Linked DNA regions of Mus musculus: regions 1 and 3 are each linked to region 2. Evidence: chromatin loops called from intact Hi-C (ENCODE). Cell type or tissue: heart. All regions are shown on one strand. Region 1 has its middle 24 kb from the start of Hhipl2. Region 2 has its middle 93 kb from the start of Gm34177. Region 3 has its middle 3.5 kb from the start of 1700056E22Rik.

Region 1 (2,500 bases), 790 kb after region 2:
GGAGTGATATACACCCAAAGGTCACCCACATATTTAAGAAACAAAATTCTTTGCTTGGGAGCACTGTCTTCTAGGCACGACATGGTAATTACATGTCTGAGCTCACAGCCGTTGTGATGACCTACACCGGACAAGGCCATCAGCATCTTAGGAGGGAAGAGGGGCTCTAGAGACCCAACTCCTCTCTGAGGAGCTCTGAGCAGCTCATGGCTACTGGGGGAAGGGAAAACACTTTCTTCAGTGGTGTGACCAACACTAAGTTGCCTGTGTTCCAGTAAACAACCTTTCATCCTCTAAGCATCCTAGTGAAATGCACCGGGCCAACGGCAACAAAAAACAACATGAAAGTTGAAAGGGGGGAGTGGGTGTTAGGAAGAGGGAGGGGACCAGGTTGGATGGGGTGGGAACAAGAGAGAGTGAATATAGCAGATGCTTTAGATGTGTGTATGGAAATACAGTGAAACTATTATGTATAATTAATATATTATTATGTTACTATGTATAATTGATATATTCCTACCACCCTGCTGTGTCTTTAGCCCGCCATCTTTCTCCTCCCCTTTCTTTCTGTCAAATCTGTGCTATAATGATCGGGTATTTGACTCTCTCAAAATACCAGAACCTGCTCTGCCCCATTTTCCAGGAACATAGTTCTCAATATCGGGGAGACTCTTCTGCACCATTTCAACCTGCTATTCGGGGTCCTTTTTCTTGAGTCTTTTGCTCAGTCCCCAGGCAAGGAAGCAGAAACCATTATCCAGAAATAGCCTGATCACGTTAAATCTTTAAGTCTACTAAACGGTCGCAAGCTGGGGTCCCAGCATCAGCACTGACAGCGAAAACAGGGGCCTGGGTGACAAAGCCCTTCCCTCTGAACTGTCACCACAGAATACTGTCCCTGCTGGATCGCATTCTTAGGGCCGGTACGGCCAGCACCAGATGGCTCAGATTCACCTGTGAAGCCAGGCCTGCTGAGAGACTTCATCTACGTTTGTGTTTTGATCCTTTGGAATCTGCAACCAGAGCCCCTGGCAGCAAACGTCCTTCTCCGCCAGTTCAAGCAAGAAAATGTACCTGCCGTGGTCGTGCTTGCTTCACTAGGCTGCTGACTTATTTTAAGAACTAAATCTCTCCTGTTACTCTATTTTCCTCTCTCAGGAGGAGTGTGTGAGCTCCAAGACTGATTTGCAGCCAGGGCAGGCAATCTCTTATGTGGTGACCTAGCGCCACCTACTGACTACTCACTTAACTGCAGCCAAGAGGACAACGAGGTCCTCTTGTAAGGAAAGTTTTCTCCGAATTCTTCTCTACTTACTCACCAGACTTTGCCTGGCAGTCTTGTGCTGTGCCCTTTTTATCTTTAATGTAAACAAGCGACGACTGTGTCACCAACAAGGAAGCTGGGCGAGTTCTTCACTTGCCAGCCCTGCCCCACCCTTTCTCCTTAGCAGCTGTTGCTTACAAATGATGAACTCAAGGCAGAGAAGCCGATGTGGTCTCCAGGTGTCCCCAGCACAGACACGGAGAGAGGTGGCCCTCTTGTCTTTATTTAGCCTTCCTGACCATGGTCTCTGAACTTGGAGTACAAGAATATTCTCCCAGTACTCTGCTCTTCACGTGCAAGAAAGAGGTAGAAGGTGTTTTCCACGGTAGCCTCTCAACACTTACTCAAAATAGAAGTCTTATTTCTAATAGATGCAGATGTCTCTCTTATGCTCAGGCTCACACCAGGGGCAGCTTATAAAAGCAGATACCATACAAGCTTATACACATATGCAGGAAGTGCTGCTGATTGGCTGATTTGGGTCAAAGCTCATTTTGGCTAACTATACAGAGCAGTTCTAACTAACCTCTGTTGTGCTCAGTTTCCAAGAGCAAAGAATTTAAGAGAATATGCAATCAACTTGCACATAAGGAAGTTTCCTTATAATACTAGTAACAGCGCAAAATGGCAGGCTAGCCACGTAAGAGTTACTTAGGCTTAACGTTATACCTAGGCCTTAACATTCCATCTAGCCCTTCAGTTCTACCTAGTCCTTATCAGTTCAAATGCATCCTCTGGTCTCCACATGTATGGCACTGCTATCAAAGGAAATTTAAAAAATACATGATCATGAGAGAAAAAACAAAAGAGAATAGATAGGCTTCTGGACAGGCGGCCTCTACAGCCCTTGCTGATGCTCTGTCGCTGCATGAAGCCCGAGCTGGTTCAGCACTGCCAGCTCCAGACTTCCAGTGCCTTACAGATATGTAGAGACTGAGATTTCTTGACCTTGGCACCACTGGGTCAAAGCGGTCTGTGTTACTGTGAAGCTGTCTGCTCACCACAAGCATCTAACAGTACCCCTATCTTTTGCTGAGGAAATGCCAGTCGCAACCCCAACCCCCGACTCCATCCTGTTACAACTATCAAAGTGTCTGCAGGTATTGCCATTGTTTCCCTGGGCTGGGAGGTGCAAAACCACCCCTGATTGAAAACCCTGGGTCTGGAGCTCAGGTT
Region 2 (2,500 bases):
TCTTTTTTCTGTTGTGGGGAAAGGAGCGGGGAGGGATCAATCTCCAAAGACATGTCTATGCAGTCAGAAGTGAAACAGAGGAAATAAAAGTCAGGGGTCTGCTACCCTCAAGGGTGAGGACAAGGGAAACTCGGGAAGGAAGGAGAATTGAAGCGCTCTTCCTCGGTGTTTCTTTCTCTGCCTTCTGCTTATCCCGAGCAATCCCACTGGCTGTGACACTCTGGGAAGAGTCAAAGGCCTTTGCAACCGTGCAGTGTAGGTGCTCTGACTGAGCTGGTGCAGCAGCCAACCGCGATGTCAGTAAAGGGCTTGCTTGCCTTATAAGCATGAGGATTAAGTTCAACCCCTCAGAGCCCATATAAAAAGCCAGGCATGGTGGTGTCTGCCTGCGATGTCTGCTGGAGAGGAGACAGGCAGAGTCCTGGGGATTGAGGAGATAGAGACAGGCAGACCCTGGGGTTTGGGAAGGTGGAAGCAGGCAGAACCACAGGTTTCCAGCACCAGCCAACCTTACCTCCCTGATAAGTTCCAGGCCAGTGAGATGTCTCAAAACCAGGTGTATGACATCAGAGGAATGACAGTGAGATCTGACCTCTCCAGACCCACACTCACACTGTTGTCTTAGCTTAAAGACCTGAACAGTAACGGAAGTGACTGTGAGCCTTCCAAACCCAAGCCTTAACAGTCACTAAAATCTGCATTGTCCCCTCAGCAACATCTATAATGACCATTGGCTCCCTCCTGCTGCTCAGATTTGTCTCTAACAGGATGACACGTGCATTTCCTTAACAACGTGCTTCTCTTAGTTCTTGTATTTGCTGTGTGTCTGCGGAGAAATCGCTCGCGTCTCTGGGCTTCAGTTCTTTGAACACACTGGGAGTATATATCTAGCCTATTTGATTGGCATGATTATTTTGAGGATCTGATGGTGTGTTCTAGACCAAACAACACACGTTTTCTTCCATATGTGGGTTCTTCGTGTGGCAGGCACATAGAACCATATATGTACTGATGATGTGAAAGTGGAGGTGAAAGTCTTTGGGGAGCAGAGAGGGGTTCACAGGAGTGAGAAGGCAAGAAACACTGCAGGCAGCAGGTGTTGAATTGTCCCAGAGGTCCAGTTTCCTCATCTATGTGACTCCAGGGCTGGCTGCAGACATGCTGACCTCCCCCATCTCTGTCGGCACAGGGCACATGTCGGCCTACCCCTCCTTGTTCACTTCTGTGCATCCCTCTGACCATGGATTCTGACAGGACTGTATCTGGGTATCCATCCTTTTCCATTTCTCCTGTTGAACCAGGAAGTAGATTCTCCCCAGCTGGAAAGCGCTTCCTTTCTCTTTTCAGGAAGTGGCCTGAACTCAATCTCTTCACCCCTTTCACTCTCATGGCTAATTCTAGAAGGATCCTGAATGTGCGCACCTCCGTGGGGTAAAGGCGGTCCATAAGGACGCCCTTTAACTCCTCTGACTACCAGATTGTGGGCTCACTGGGGCCCCTGGCCTGCCTGACGGGTCCTTTCAACCTTCCTCCGAGGGCCAGTCTGTGACTGCACAGAAGAGGGCGCTCTTGTGCAGAGCCGGGACTGGCTTGCCGGGAGGAGTTTCCCGGTTCCTGTTAAGCCTGTGACCTCTGCTGAGGATATTAGATAAAAGGGATCATCACCACTGCCTGCATGTTCTGCAAAATGCAGACAAAACCCGCCAAACTGATAAAATGTTAGGGAACGCCTGGCGAGGCGGAAGGCTGCTCTCCCATCTTCCTGTCCTCCAATGGTCTGAGAGGATGCGGCCAGCTTTTATCAGCTTCCTCCCCTTCCAGCACGCTCACCTCTGTGAAAACCATCAAAGAATGGGGATAAAAACAGTCGTGTGTTTGTTCCAGAGTCTGAGGACTGCTCTCGCTGTTTTGGAAATTACTTACCAGGAACTCATTTTGTCAAACAGACATTTACTGAAAGCCGGGTGTTCAGCTTTTTGACACTTTCAGGAGCAGGCTTCAAGCTCCTTCCTTGCCTGGGCTCTGCTTCCCTCTCTAGTCTAGTTTCCCGATAATTGCCTGTGCGCTGGTTCTTCCCGCCTCCGGCTTTATTGTCACATTCCCATTTTGCTAGAATTATTTTTCTGGCTCCTTTTTTTATTATAATCTTCAGAGCTCAGCATAAATGTCATGTTCTCAAAGATTTTCCCGGGTGTATGCAGTATTCAGAGTTCCACGGATAGGGAAAACAAGAGGAAATGGACAGAGGGATGGAAGATAGACTGATAGACTTATATGATATTGGCATACATTCAAGATATATATGCTATATACAGATAAATTAGTATTGACATGTTCAAGATACATTGAGTGTATGTTCCAGGAATAATATGAAAATACACACACGGTAAAGAGATAGGTTATTTATTTGTGTCTCTTTCTCTCCATAAATGTGTGTGTGTGTGTGTGTGTGTGTGTGTGTGTGTGTGTGTGTGTTGTACTTACAGAGGCTAAATCCTAA
Region 3 (2,500 bases), 210 kb after region 2:
TCTACCAGATCCTTGTGCTGTGTGTTAGAGCTGAAGGACAAAGCTAATTGTGGCCAAGATCAGAGACAGAAAACAGACTGATACAGGGCATGTTCAAGAGGTTAAGTCAGGTGCTTGGTGGCAGAATGGTGAGGTCTTCAATAGCCCTGAAGGCCAAGATAGATTCCCGGATTCGGTTAGGGAAAGGGAGTTTGGCAAAGTTAAATCCCCAGGTAAGGTGGCATTCAATCAGCAAATAGGGAAGGCACTGGGGAATAGAAAGGAGGAAGTAGGAGATGAAGTCCCAGGAGTACGCCTGGGAAATACTTCACAACCCTCGCCAGCCTAGACCTGGGCTAGGAGCAGCCCCTGGAGAAAGAGGCCACGAAGGTCCACTCGCATGTTGAACTTCAGTCCTCAGTGTGATAGTATTAAGGGATAGACACTTGTCTGAGGTGGTAATGCCATGAGGGCAGGGCCTTTGCAGATGGAACTGGGAAGGGAATTATTGTGTCCTCTCTGCCCTGTGTATATGTCGTGTTCATTTCTTCCCAGTTACACGGTGACAGTGCATCTTGGAAGCAGAGGCTAGGCCCTCACCAGAGGCCTTAATCTGTCTCCTCAGACTCAAGAACTCTGGGAAGTGAAGTTCTGTTTTTAACTGCTGAGACTGAATTAGTCGTCAGATCTTGCACTCTGTCATTAGGAGTAAGTTGTAGCCCTAGAGGCAGGAGTGTTTATCTTCACTACTACCTGTAAGGAGCAAACATTTGTAGTGTAGAATGGTGGCCATTTACATGTGACTTTGAACACCTGAAATGTGATTGGTTGGAACCAAGACACATCAAGTCTAGAACACACATTGGATTTTGAAAACCTGTGAAACACATAAAGGATATTATGTCTGTGTTGCTTATGTTTTTTGATATACTAGGTTTCATAGCATGTCATTAAAATCAATTTCACTCATCTTTTAGTTCACATGTGACTAGGAGAGCGCCTAAGATGATTTATTTACTCCATTTTTGCTGGATGACACCATTCTGGAACCTGCCACGGCTGCTTTCATCTGAAGCCACTTGGATGTTGAAGATAACCACTCTACTAGGATTTCAGAGGCCCTCTAGGCTATCTGACAAGATGAACTAGAAGGAAGTGGGGCCTTGTGACTGGGAGTGGAGACCAGCTGTATATGACCACACCCTTACTCCCTCACAGGTATATAGATCTACAGATGGGGGCCAGGGGCATGTTTTACTCAAGAGACCACAAAGCCATCTTTTGTCATAAGAGAGAGAGCCTGACAGCTCCATCTGTATTGTCTGTGTATCTTTGAGATCAATTAGAGGCCCAGAGATAAAGATAGCATAAGCCCAAACCATGTTTGATACAGGACTTGGCCCAGACATCTCTTCAAAACTCAAGCCTGACCTCCATTGGCCGCACAGAGGTGACTGGCTGGACAGGTGAGGCCCAGTCCCCTTGTCTTCACTTAGGCAGCAAGACCCTTTCTCTGAAGCTGTCTTTGCTCCTGCCCCGTGGACTGCCACTGCCTTGTGATGTCACAAATATCTGCTGCTCTTTGTCAGAAGAGCATTCTGGTAGGCCCAACGGTCTTGATAATGCCTAACGTATGAGCCAGTTCATAGTGAACTGATGGCTTCTAATGAGTACGATGTGTTGCCACACTAAACGCTGTCCACATTCCTCCTGCCCCCCCAACAAGCCGAACCACTGAGTTTCAACCTTAGAAGTCACTGCCAAGGTCTGGCTCGGAGCTGCAGGTGATCTTACTGAGGTAGGGTACTGGAAGGGAAACAAGCACTGTGTGACATTGCTAACCATCCCAGGACTTCAGGTCTAAACAGGCGTTGAACATTCTCAATCTGGAAATGCAAAATGCTTCCAAATTCAACGCATTTTGAGCACCAATATCATGTTACCAATGGAAATCTCTAAATGCAGGTATGTTAAAAATAGAGATGGCTCCTGGGCATATATCCAGAAGATGTTCTAACCGGTAAGAAGGACACATGCTCCACTATGTTCATAGTAGCCTTATTTATAATAGCCAGAAGCTGGAAAGAACCCAGATGCCCCTCAACAGAGGAATGGATACAGAAAATGTGGTACATTTACACAATGGAGTACTACTCAGCTATTAAAAACAATGAGTTTATGAAATTCCTAGGCAAATGGATGGACCTGGAGGGTATCATCCTGAGTGAGGTAACCCAATCACAAAAGAACTCACGTGATATGTACTCACTGATAAGTGGATATTAGCCCAGAAACTTAGGATACCCAAGATATAAGATACAATTTGCTAAACGCATGAAACTCAAGAAGAACAAAGACCACTTTGCCCCTCCTTAGAATTGGGAACAAAACACCCATAGAAGGAGTTACAGAGGCAAAGTTTGGAGCTGTGACGAAAGGATGGACCATCTAGAGCCTGCCATATCCAGGGTTCCATCCCATAATCAGCTTCCAAACGCTGACACCATGTCATATACTAGCA

The links. Peaks named below come from ENCODE experiments on the same cell type or tissue, not always from the same donor. Only the 100,000 strongest peaks of a DNase experiment are listed, where the experiment ranks them.
Region 1: a loop joins it to region 2, with 9 times the contacts of the local background. A loop is called at or near these places in 5 of 42 quality-filtered maps.
Region 3: it touches region 2 in a loop (9-fold over the local background); 13 of 42 quality-filtered maps call a loop at or near these places.

Annotation. Positions count from the first base shown.
Region 1 is chr1:183,441,020-183,443,519 of GRCm38, reverse strand. No RefSeq gene overlaps it. Among named protein-coding and RNA genes, the nearest start is that of Hhipl2, 24 kb to the right of the region's middle. In heart, a CTCF peak has its summit at 1,251 (motif pointing left); a DNase peak (open chromatin) is centred at 1,199.
Region 2 is chr1:184,234,858-184,237,357 of GRCm38, reverse strand. No RefSeq gene overlaps it. Among named protein-coding and RNA genes, the nearest start is that of Gm34177, 93 kb to the left of the region's middle. In heart, a CTCF peak has its summit at 1,555 (motif pointing right); a DNase peak (open chromatin) is centred at 1,567; H3K4me3 peaks cover 737 bases; H3K27ac peaks cover 1,287 bases.
Region 3 is chr1:184,029,276-184,031,775 of GRCm38, reverse strand. No RefSeq gene overlaps it. Among named protein-coding and RNA genes, the nearest start is that of 1700056E22Rik, 3.5 kb to the left of the region's middle. In heart, no CTCF peak of the experiment used is centred here; no DNase peak of the experiment used is centred here.